Regions from separate parts of the Homo sapiens genome. Here all the other regions are linked to region 1. The links are chromatin contacts, found by Hi-C in ENCODE. All regions are on one chromosome and are shown on one strand. Each heading gives the region's core, a stretch centred on a gene start or an enhancer-like site at or near the end of the contact. The rest is flanking DNA. Distances are from core to core; before and after follow the strand shown.

Region 1 (3,822 bases), core at 1,167-3,666:
TCAAAGCCCTGTAACTCAATGTCACAAGTACTTTAGAAGTGCATACAGAGAGATACTCAGATGTAATCATCTTAATTTAAAAATTTTTTAATCTTAGTTTTTTTCTGAGCAAACTAAAACTTAATAGTAATGTGACAACTTGATCGTATAAAAGTTTGTTTTTTAAAAAAATATATAAATCCTTTTGTTGGGACTTACACAGACTATTCATGCCTGGACTTTCTGGTTTATCCTAAACATCCCTCCTTCTAAAACAGCCAGTCATTTTACTCTAGGACTAAATTTACTATACAAGATTCTTTCTTAATGAAATTATTTATCTTTAAGCTTTCTTACTAAAAAAAAAAAAAAGAAAAGAAAAAAAAACCTGTTTATTTTTATGACTTTCTTTACATTTTTTTTTATTTTCTGGTTTCTTTTACCTTGTTTTATACATGATCTTTAAATAAGCTTTGAATTAGACAAAGATTGTTCACCATTTTTAAAAGGACACAACTTTTTATTTTTTAGAATGTTTTTCTACAATTATATTTTCATTAGCAAATACCCAAATATTATGATGAATTTCTCTACAAGTATTTATCCTATTACATTTACACAGTTTTCTTTTGTTTACCTAGATTATTTGTGAAAACTATGATAGTCATTATTTTAAGTTATGAAACCACCATTACAAAATTATAACTGAGACAGTAAAAAAGATTTGACCTAGCTGACTTCATCTTGCTTTTAACCTCCAAGCTGTCCTTGTTCATTCCTGGGTGCGGGCCGAACTAACTTTGGGAGGAACTTAGTTTACAGTTCAGCTTTGTAACAAAGATGACAGCAAACCTTATTGCCTTTGGACTAGACTGCCTAAAGCTACAAGATTAAAAGTTATAGTAATCGGCTGAAAGTGGTAGCTCATGTCTGTAATCCCAGCACTTTGGGAGGCCAAAGTGGGTGGGTCACTTGAGGTCAGGAGTTCAAAACCAGCCTGACCAACATGGTGAAACCCTGTCTCTACTAAAAATACAAAAATTAGCCAGGTGTGGTGGTGGGTGCCTGTAGTCCCAGCTACTCAGGTGGCTGAGGCACAAGAATCACTTGAACCCAGGAGGCAGAGGTTGCAGTGAGCCAAGATTGCACCACTGCACTTCAGCCTGGGTGACTGAGACTCCATCTCAAAAAAAAAAAAAAATTATGATAATCTTACTAAATTAAAGATGTAACAAGTTTTATTAAACTAATATCAATGTCTTATCTATTAAAGATTACACAAGCAAAGATCATTCTGTTTTGGGTTGGGTGTATAGTTTTGTAATCCCTATGCCAAATTTTGACACCTTACAGTGTTTGGCAGGGATAAGTATGAAATTGGGTGATTAATAAATGCAAAAAAAAGTATGTTGGCAAATTCTTAAGACATTTCTAATATTATTTTACCAATAATTTAAAGTCAGCTTATTTATTAAAGATTTTACTTAAATCAGGTGAACTTGAAAAAGTTCTCTTTTTTCTTTAGTATCTGATTTAAGCACTTTTATTATTTGTTAAGCCAATTAATTAGAGCTCTTTTATATAATTTTAGTAGTGAAACATTGTGTACACAACACATAAATATACCGATGCATTAGGCATGCTGATAGAAGCGCGTCTTACAGATTCACAAAGACCTCTTTTTTTCCCTTTTTTAAAAATCTTACCCTAGGCAGTTGTCAGCTTAATAGCCTTAAATTTGCATATTAAAGGAAACAACTGGGTGAAAAATAAGATAGCAAAATTTGCATCATAAGGTAGAAAGTCTGGTGGGCTAGCGGGAAATTAAAACAAATTTAATTGCCAATTGAACATACAATTATAGAAGTCTTTTATAAAGGCCTTCAAATATATACACGTACACATATACATACACACATACACACAAAGATTCTATTGTTTTTACTTCAGTACTTTAGTCATCAGATAAATGCAAATTTGTCAGCTTGCAAAAAAAAAAAAAAAAAACTGTTAAGTCCAAACAGTGGTTTTTATTTCAGTAGAAAAGTAACAGCAGATTTAAAGCAGGCAGAAAAGAAAAGAGAGAAAAGGGAAACCTAGGAACTCTTAATGTGTGGGTCAACCTTAAGGCTCTTTTTCCCTAATGTAAATGTGCACAAAGACCATATTACTTCCATTTTTCTCTGGCAAGTAGAGGTGCCATAAAACCTACAGAGTGATCAAAAGGGGGTCATTCCCCTTGTTTTCTCCTCATTATTTGATTATTTGTTTCCTGCTCTTTTTCTTTCTTTTTTTTTTTTTTTTTTTTTTTTTTCCTTAAAAGGAGGAACTGAGCTATGGCCTATGGTTTTCATGTGGTGGATTGATATGTGCTTTTTGTGGGCAAGGCTCCACAGTGTGTCACCACTGAGTCATTTACACCTTCTTACATGTCTCAGAACTTATATGCGTTTCCTGGATGATTCACTTTCTAAAATCAATTTTTGTTGGGGATTTTCCTGCAGGATCACAGCATGTAGTAGGGGATCAACACCCCAGACTTTCCCACAAGACCCCTGGTCACCCAGGGGTACCTTTTGGCTGGAAGGAGCAAATGCCCTTTTTCTTTAGCACTGGGAAAACTCAGTCTCTCATTAACCCATGAAAACAACAGTTGAGTTCCTCATGCAAATGCTCACAGACAAATCAAATTAAGATTAATTTTGGAAGAAAAAGCAATAGAGAAGGCCCTTTAGAATGCATCTCTGAACTAGAATTAGAATCCATAAACAACAACTTCCTAAAAGAGAAAAGAAAAACAAAACAGCCAAGACCACTTCCTGTTCTCATCCTAATTCTCATCCACCATTATACATGCCAAGGTCAAATTCCCTCACAGTGAAAAGTCATCTCTGGCACTCCAAAAGCCAAAGAGGTCAAATCATGCAATATAGGAAAACAGAGCTTTAGACCTAAAAAGAATTTGCCCATGACTCTTGAAACTCCACAAAGAAAACAAAACACCCCAAAAGGGGGTGAGTGGTGACTTTGTCCTAAATTCTTTAAAGGGGTTCAAGTCATTGTCAGGCCTCTGAGCCCAAGCCAAGCCATCGCATCCCCTGTGACTTGCATCTGGATATGCCCAGATGGCCTGAAGTAACTGAAGAATCACAAAAGAAGTGAATATGCCCTGCCCCACCTTAACTAATGACATTCCACCACAAAAGAAGTGTAAATGGCCGGTCCTTGCCTTAACTGATGACATTACCTTGTGAAAGTCCTTTTCCTGGCTCATCCTGGCTCAAAAAGCACCCCCACTGAGCACCTTGCCACCCCCCATTCCGGCCCACCAGAGAACAAACCCCCTTTGACTGTAATTTTCCTTTACCTACCCAAATCCTATAAAACGGCCCCACCCTTATCTCCCTTCACTGACTCTTTTCGGACTCAGCCTGCCTGCACCCAGGTGAAATAAACAGCCATGTTGCTCACACAAAGCCTGTTTGGTGGTCTCTTCACATGGACACGCATGAAATTTGGTGCCGTGACTCGGATCAGGGGACCTCCCTTGGGAGATCAATCCCCTGTCCTCCTGTTCTTTGCTCTGTGAGAAAGATCCACCTATGACCTCAGGTCCTCAGATCGACCAGCCCAAGGAATATCTCACCAATTTTAAATCAGGTAAGCGGCCTCTTCTCTCTTCTCCAACCTCTCTCACTGTCCCTCAACCACTTTCTTCTTTCCACTCGTCAATCTCTCCCTTCTCTTAATTTCAATTCCTTTCATTTTCTGGGAGAGACAAAGGAGATACGTTTTATCTGTGCACCCAAAACTCCAGTGCCGGTCACGGGCTGGGAAGGCAGC
Region 2 (3,887 bases), core at 79-2,578, 330 kb before region 1:
ATCTGTAAAAATGTCTTCACATTTTATTAAAAAGTCTATTGTTTTAAATTTTTCTCATCCATGTCTCAGCACCTGTTGACTCTTCTCTGCTATATCCTGCCTACAAAGAACTTTTTTTTTATTTTTAACTTCATTTTCATTGTTGACACTACTACAGATAGATAGAACATTTTTAAAGTGTTTCAGTTAACATAGTAAGAAGTAGAATTTAGTTTGACTTTATAAACTTGTAAAACTGGAATTATCTTTGGTAAATCCAAATCCTTATGTAATGTACACATTTATAAAAGAATACGTTTAACATTCATCAGGTATTTCTTGATCTATTTCTGTGATGGAATGCTCATTATTTTATATTTTTCTTTTGTTTGTATTTAAGAAAAATTTCCAAAAGTTTAATTTTTATAAATTTTATTAAATGTGTGTTAAAAATTCAAACACATTTATAATTAATGTATTTTATTAGCTTTTCTGTCCTTAAGCATTATAACAACCACCACTGTCTCTAATGGAATAGTTGACAGCTAATTTGATTTTCTAACTATTTATATGTTTATTTTCATTAAATACTTTAACTCCTTCTTCCAAATAATATTTTATATTAAGTAGGGTAAAAACTTTGAAATAATGATGCCACATTAATAAAATACTTATTTGAATGAAATATTTAAAAAATTAGAAAGGATTTGAGTACATTTGATACATTCAACATAATATGGGAGCTTGATAAAATATGAAATGCCAAAAATAAATTCGCTGTACCATTAAAGTTTTTCCAACTAGTTTTTCCTTTTAGCATAAACTTCTTCTTTCTAATAAAGAAATTTTATTCATATTCATTGGCCAATATCCCATGACAATGATCCATGTGCTAAATATAAGCTTTAATGGTTTGCGATGATGAAATTGTTTCCAGGTTCTACAACCTAAGAAAGGAGGTTTTATGAGAATTATCTAGGGTAATCAATAATTAAGGATTTTAGACTTTGGAAGAGATCTTAGTGTTTACCTTTTTCTTTTTATAGTTCAAGTAGGCAGTGAGATAAGGAGATTGTCTAAAACAACATAGCCATTAGGGTCAGTGACAGAACTGGAAGCCAGCTCTCTGAAATCCTGTTTCTCTTCTGTATTATCTATATGAGATAAGGGGCTTTATGGCAGGAGTCAACAAACTATAGTTTATAGACCAGATGCGGCCTGTATCTGTTTTTGCAAGTACAGTCATATGTTGCTTAATGATGGGAATACAATCGAGAAATGCATCATTAGGCGGTTTTGTCATTGTGTGAACATCATTAAGTGTACTTACGCAAACCTATAGAGGGTACAGCCTGCTACACACCTGGGTTATGTGGTACAGCCTATTGCTCCTAGGCTACAAACCTGTTCAGCATGTTACTCTTCTGAATACTGCAGACAATTGCAACAAAAAGTTAAGTATGTGTGTATCTAAACATGGAAAAGGTAGAGTAAAAATATGGTATAAAAGATATTAAAAAATGGTACATCTGTATAGAGTACTTACCATGAATGGAGCCTGTAGGAGAGGAAGTTGCTCTCGGTGAGTCAGTGAGTGAGTGGCGAGTGAATGTGAAGGCCTACGGCATGACTGTACTCTATTGTACACTTTATAAACACTGTGTACTTAGGCTACTCTATGTTTATAAAAAGAAATTTCTTCAATAATAAGCTAACCTCAGCTTACAGTAGCTTTTTTACTTTGTAAACTTTTTAGTTTTTTGAAACTTTTTGACTCTTTTGTACTAATACAGGTTAAAACACAAACACATGCAACTGCACAAAATATTTTCTTTATATTCATATTCTCTAAGCTTTTTTCTATTTTAAAAATATTTTATTGGCTGGGCACAGTGCTTCACACCTGTAATCCCAGCATTTTGGGAGGCTCAAGCAGGAGGATCACCTGAGGCCAGGAGTTCAAGACCAGCCTGGTCAACATGGTGAAACCTTATCTCAACTTAAAATACAAAAATTAGCCAGGTGTGGTGGCACACGCCTGTAATCCCAGCTACCTGGGAGGGTGAGGCAGGAGAATCACTGGAACCTGGGAAGTGAAGGCTGCAGTGAGCCCAGTTCGTGCTACTGCACCCCAGCCTGGGCGACAGAGTGAGACTCTGTCTCAAAAAATATATATATATATATATTTATTTTTTGAACTTTTTAACCTTTTTGTTAAATATGAGACACAAACACACACATTAGCCTAGGGCTACACATGTTCAGGATCATCAGTATCATAGTTTTTCATGTCCACATCTTATCCCACCAGAAGGTCTTCCACGCATAACGCACATAGAGCTACCATCTCCTATGATACCTTTTGAAGGATCGACTTGCAGCAGTTTTACAGTTAACTTTTTTTTTCCCTGTAACTAGAAGAAGTAAACTCTATAATAACAATAAAAATATAGTATAATAAATTCATAAACCATTTACATAGCCATTTGTTATCATCAAGTATTATGTACTGTACATAATTGTGTGTCCTATACTTTTTACAACTGGCAGCACAATGGGTTTGTTTATGTTGATGAAAAGAGTCAAACTCTGTAAAATATTTAAAGAGATTTACTCTGAGTCAAGGATGAGTGACCAATGGCCCGTGACACAGCCCTCAGGAGAGCCTGAGAACATGTGCCCAAGGTGGTCAGGGCACAGCTTGACTTTATACATTTTAGAGAGACATGAGACCTCAATCAATATGTGTAAGATGTACATTGGTTTGGTCTGGAAAGGCGGGACAACTAGAAATTGGGGCTTCCAGGACATAGGTAAATAAGAGACAAAAGTTTGCATTCTTTTAGGTCTTTTTGGGTCTTTAATCAGCCTTTCACTGAATATAAAATTTACATGTAAGAGGAGAGTAGAGGAATAGTCACTTGTGTCTTAGTCTGACTCAGTGAATCTGCATTTTTACATAAACAATAGGGCAGAGGAAGCAATCCAATAATGCAGGTGAGCAGAGATGACTCTGAGTTCTGTCTGTCCTTTGTCCTGCCCCTGAGAAGATAAGCTATCAGTTTACATTGCCAGGGTGAAATTCAACAGAACTGTTTTAGGGTGAAGACCTTGAGGCTCACAAGGAATTTCATGGTGGGCAAATTGTGAGGGAGGTATGTAGCTTAAAAAAAAAAAATCTTTGTAGTTATTTTAAAATAAAATGAGAGACAGGTTTGCCTGACACCCTTTGGCTTAGTAATTTGGGGGCTCCCAGGTTTATTTTCCTTTCACATTTACACCAATATTAAAACAAACATATGAGTAAAGAATTGTGCTACAATGTTAAGATGGCTGCGACTCATTAGGCAACAGGAATTTTTCAGATCTATTATGATCTTATGCAAACACTGTCGTATATGTGGTCTGTTGTTGAGTAAAACTTTGTAATGCGGTGCATGACTGTAGTTCAATTGCAACACAGCCATGCTCTTTCTTTTCCATATTCTCTATGGCTACTTTTGGACTATGACAGAGTTGAGTATTTACAAAAGAGACCATATGGCCCACAAATCTTAAAATATGTACTCTCTTCTCCTTTACAAAAAAAAGCTTGCTAAACTTGGCTTAATAGTTTTTAAAGGCTTTACATTTATTATTTTGTCTTTATCTTCACAACAAACTTATAAAATATATTTGAAATCTGCCTTTTGCTATGTATCCTCTTGTAGTTTAATAGTTCATTAGAGGAATTCTGCAGGAGAAGGTTCAATATGATGAAACTTTTCAGGCCACTCTTCATAAGATTGACTCTGTCCTGTTGTTCAAGGCTACTGATGCTGATCAAGGAATCAAGTGAATCTCCTCCACAGACTGTGAACAAGTAACTTTGACCTAAATTCTTTTTTACCTTTTTATTCTCAGCAAAC
Region 3 (3,553 bases), core at 291-2,790, 510 kb before region 1:
TAAATATTGGGTGGAGCAATTAGCTTGTTCTATGTTGTAAAGGTTCTAATACTAAAAAGGAGATAGGTATCCAAGATGGAAGAAGGCTGACTGACTGCCAGTGAAAGAGAAGGGGAGTAGCTACATATTAATGGATTTTAAAGCAGTGATAGAATTCTCAAGTAGCTTAGTGATATGGTTTGGCTGTATCCCCACCCAAATCTCATCTTGAATTTAACTCCCATAATTCCCACATGTTGTGGGAGGGTGGTGGGAGGTAATTGAATAATGGGGGTGGGTTTTTCCTGTGCTGTTCTTATGATAGTGAGTAAGTCTCATGAGATCTGATGGTTTTATAAAGGTCAGTTCCCCTGCACATGCTCTCTTGCCTGCTGCCATGTCAGATGTGCCTTTATTACTCCTTCACCTTCTGCCATGAATGTGAGGCCTCCCAGCTATGTGGAACTGTGAGTCCATTAAGCCTCATTTTCTTTATAAATTACCCAGTCTTGGGTATTTCTTCATAGCAGTATGAAAATGGACTAATACACTTAGTAAGTAAAATAGAAACCAGTGGTTCTCATTTCTGGCTATATTACAGAACCACCTGGCACTTCTTAAAGTACTGGTGCTTGGGCCCCATGCACAGAAGTTCTAATTTAATTAGTCTGATTGAAGCCCTGAGCATCAGTGTCATTACAAAGCTCCCCCGGTGAATCCAATTTGAAGCTGAAGTTGAGAAATGCACATCTCAGACCAAAAGTGTCCAGGTTTTTCAGTGTTTGCAGTACACAGGTAGAAATGGCTCCTTAGGCCAAGGGGAAATAAGATTCTATCTTGCACTGTACAAATCTGGGCTCTGTATGTGAGTGGAAGGAGCTTCTGGAATCTGATTTTTTTTTTTTTTTTGAGACAGAGTCTCGTTCTGTCACCCAGGTTGGAGTGCAGTGGCATGATTTCGCCTCTCTAAAACCTCCACCTCCTGGGTTCAAGTGATTCCCCTGTCTCAGCCTCCCATATGGCTGGGTCTATAGGCATCTGCCACCACGCCTGGCTAATTTTTGCATTTTTAGTAGAGGTGAGATTTTGCCATGTTGGCCAGGCTGGTCTCGAACCCCTGACTGCAAATGATCCACCCACCTTGGCCTCCCAAAGTGCTGGTATTACAGGTGTGACCCACCACGCCTGGCCTAAAATCTGCTATAAGCCTGCCAGGTGATGCTGATTCAGATGGTTCCATGAACTTTACAGAGTACTCTAAAATAGAGAAAAAAGCATCTCCTTTTTATTCATCTATTGTTTATGATGAATATGTTATTTTGTTTAAGTTCCCAAAGAAAATCCTAGGAGGAAAGGGACATTATTTCAGGTTACAGTTAAGTAAACTCTAGCAAATTGTCAATAAATACAAATCTAGTAAAAGCAAAGCCTGACATCACACAGGAGTATTTAGTTGAAGGGCTAAGGATAAGGAAAGCATTAACCACAGACTTTTCCCTAAGCTTTTCTAGGCTTCTTGTTGGTACACTAGCTGGCCCCCAGGGGTCATGAGCGACTAGCTCAGAGGAGGTGGGTGAGAGGAGCTGGTTGAGAAGAAGTGAGAAATGCAGCTGTGGGCATAGGCTGGCCTGGGCAAAAAAAGCTTCTGAGATGGTGCTGCAGTCAGAAGACTCTCTCGGTGCTGCAATTTCTGAACAATTGCAAACTCTGGCAGCCTTGCTTGTAAGAAAAAGCCAATAATTTTAGAGGGAATTAGAAAGCCTTGCTGCTTTAATTCTTGTTTTTCCTGCTGTCTGTCAAATGTCAATCTTTGTTGTCCTGATAAGGAACTACGTTCCCTACCAGTAAAGAGAATCTGAAAGCTTCATAAACACCCATTTGTGCATATAAATACATTTGGGAGAAGGGTGACATCATCAGAGCAGTGACAGTTTTTGAATGGAGAAGGGGAGGGGAGTGAACTAAAAGTAGTGATCTTGTCTTCAATGTGTCTGACTTTTGAGCAGGAGAGAAACCCATTTCCTGCTAGTCATTTCTTCTCTGTCCCTCATTAGAGAGAACATTTCCCCTGAGTTCTACAGATTTTATCCACAAACAAATATAGCTCACTTTGGTTCAAAGTTCTACGTATTCTGGGCCACTCTATTCCACTGCTGGCTTGATACATTCACTTGGATGCTTCACAGTCAACTAAACATGTTCATTGTCTACTACATTCTTGTTGCCAGAGACAAAGTCCATTTTCTCTTCAGTTGCTCAAAGCAGAAATAGAGGAGCTGGCCTTGACATCTCCCTCTCCTACCCCTCAGCTTATCCAGCATCAAGTTCTGCGCTGTCTCCTCCTGAGTATTTCTTAAATCAGACCACTTATCTCTATCCCCCTTGTCTTGGTGCTTTCTGGAACTGCCCTTGTCACTGCCTGGACCAGTACAGTAGCCCATGCTCTCACTGCTTTTCCTGCATCCACGCTTGCCCCTCCCATCGTGTTAGCCAGTGATCTTTTCAAACTGCTAATTTTTATTTTAAACTTGTGGATTTTAAAAATTGCCTTTAGAATAAAGGTCAATACCTCTGACTTGGTCTGTTAGACCTGACCCTTGCCTACCTTTCCAGCTTTAATTCTGAGCTCTCCCCACCCTCCATTCTAAATCCCATTCATATGGGTCTTCTTTGGTCCTTTGAATGCTTCATATTTGTTCTTCCTTCAGAGCCTCTGTACTAGTTTTTCCCACTGCTGAAACTCCCTCCCCTTTGCGTCTTTAATGCTTCCTCCTCCTTCAGCTTTCATCTCAAATGTCATTTTCATCAATCTCCTTTCCTGCCCCTCCCAGATAAGCGTCAGTCCTCCCGCTGTGCACTCTGGCTTCCTACATGCAACTTCCAACTGCTTACCTAAGTATGCAACAGACAGGGCCTCAGACTGCCTTGTCAACTATATGACCCCATTGTAACTCAAGTGCCTAGCACATACTGGGTACTCAACATCTGTGAGTGAAGATAAAAAGGTATAAGTGAAGGATATTAAAACACAGCCCATTCTCACATAAACACATGCACATTTCATCCAGCTAAGGGCTAAGGATGATTTCAGCCTGACACTCCTTGAAATCTTTAGTTGCTTAACTAATATATTAATATGAGACCTGGTTAGAATTAGAAAAGACTGTGATTAAAGAATGGTGATGTGCTGTTTACAAAACACTCTGTACTATTTTATCACATTTGATCCTTCTAAGGACTTTGTAAAGTAAGTAGGGCTGCTGTTATTGTGTCTGTCTACAGAAGATGAAACTGGAGCTTGATGAAGATAAGTGATTTGCACAAGGTCAAAGAGAAGAGGCATAACAGGGAAAACAGCCCTCATTATATGAATCCTATCTAGTGCAAATGATAATATTAGTAACAATAATAGCTAACTTAGTGTTTGAAATAATTTTAGATGTTATACTTAAGACTTTATATAAATTGTCTTGCATGTACCAAAACCACTGTGAAATTATACAATTACTATCTTTTCTTTACAGAAAGAGGAAATTAACCTTAGAGAGGTTAACTAACCTTCTGTAAGTGGTAG

The links. Hi-C counts contacts between places; a loop is a spot of excess contacts on that map. Pooled maps may share reads with other maps.
Region 2: a loop to region 1 is called in a map with no recorded cell type, with 7 times the contacts of the local background. The contact joins two enhancer-like sites. A Hi-C loop is called at or near these places in 1 of 37 single-sample maps with no recorded cell type and 2 of 50 pooled maps.
Region 3: a map of HCT116 shows a loop between it and region 1 (4-fold over the local background). The contact joins two enhancer-like sites. A Hi-C loop is called at or near these places in 1 of 168 maps with a recorded cell type or tissue (HCT116), 1 of 37 single-sample maps with no recorded cell type and 2 of 50 pooled maps.

The regions. Positions count from the first base shown.
Region 1 is chr10:90,086,010-90,089,831 of GRCh38, reverse strand. No RefSeq gene overlaps it. Among named protein-coding and RNA genes, the nearest start is that of LINC01375, 130 kb to the right of the region's middle. RefSeq lists a silencer at 2,351-2,440 and an enhancer at 2,821-3,500. Within about 2 kb of position 2,416, at least 3 of the 41 ENCODE cell types and tissues checked have a DNase peak (open chromatin) inside an H3K27ac peak, as active enhancers do; they include HCT116, where a contact is called at or near this core.
Region 2 is chr10:90,416,757-90,420,643 of GRCh38, reverse strand. The region is part of intron 3 of LINC02653 (long intergenic non-protein coding RNA 2653); the gene reads left to right. Among named protein-coding and RNA genes, the nearest start is that of LINC02653, 120 kb to the left of the region's middle. Within about 2 kb of position 1,328, at least 3 of the 41 ENCODE cell types and tissues checked have a DNase peak (open chromatin) inside an H3K27ac peak, as active enhancers do.
Region 3 is chr10:90,591,083-90,594,635 of GRCh38, reverse strand. No RefSeq gene overlaps it. Among named protein-coding and RNA genes, the nearest start is that of LINC02653, 52 kb to the right of the region's middle. Within about 2 kb of position 1,540, at least 3 of the 41 ENCODE cell types and tissues checked have a DNase peak (open chromatin) inside an H3K27ac peak, as active enhancers do; they include HCT116, where a contact is called at or near this core.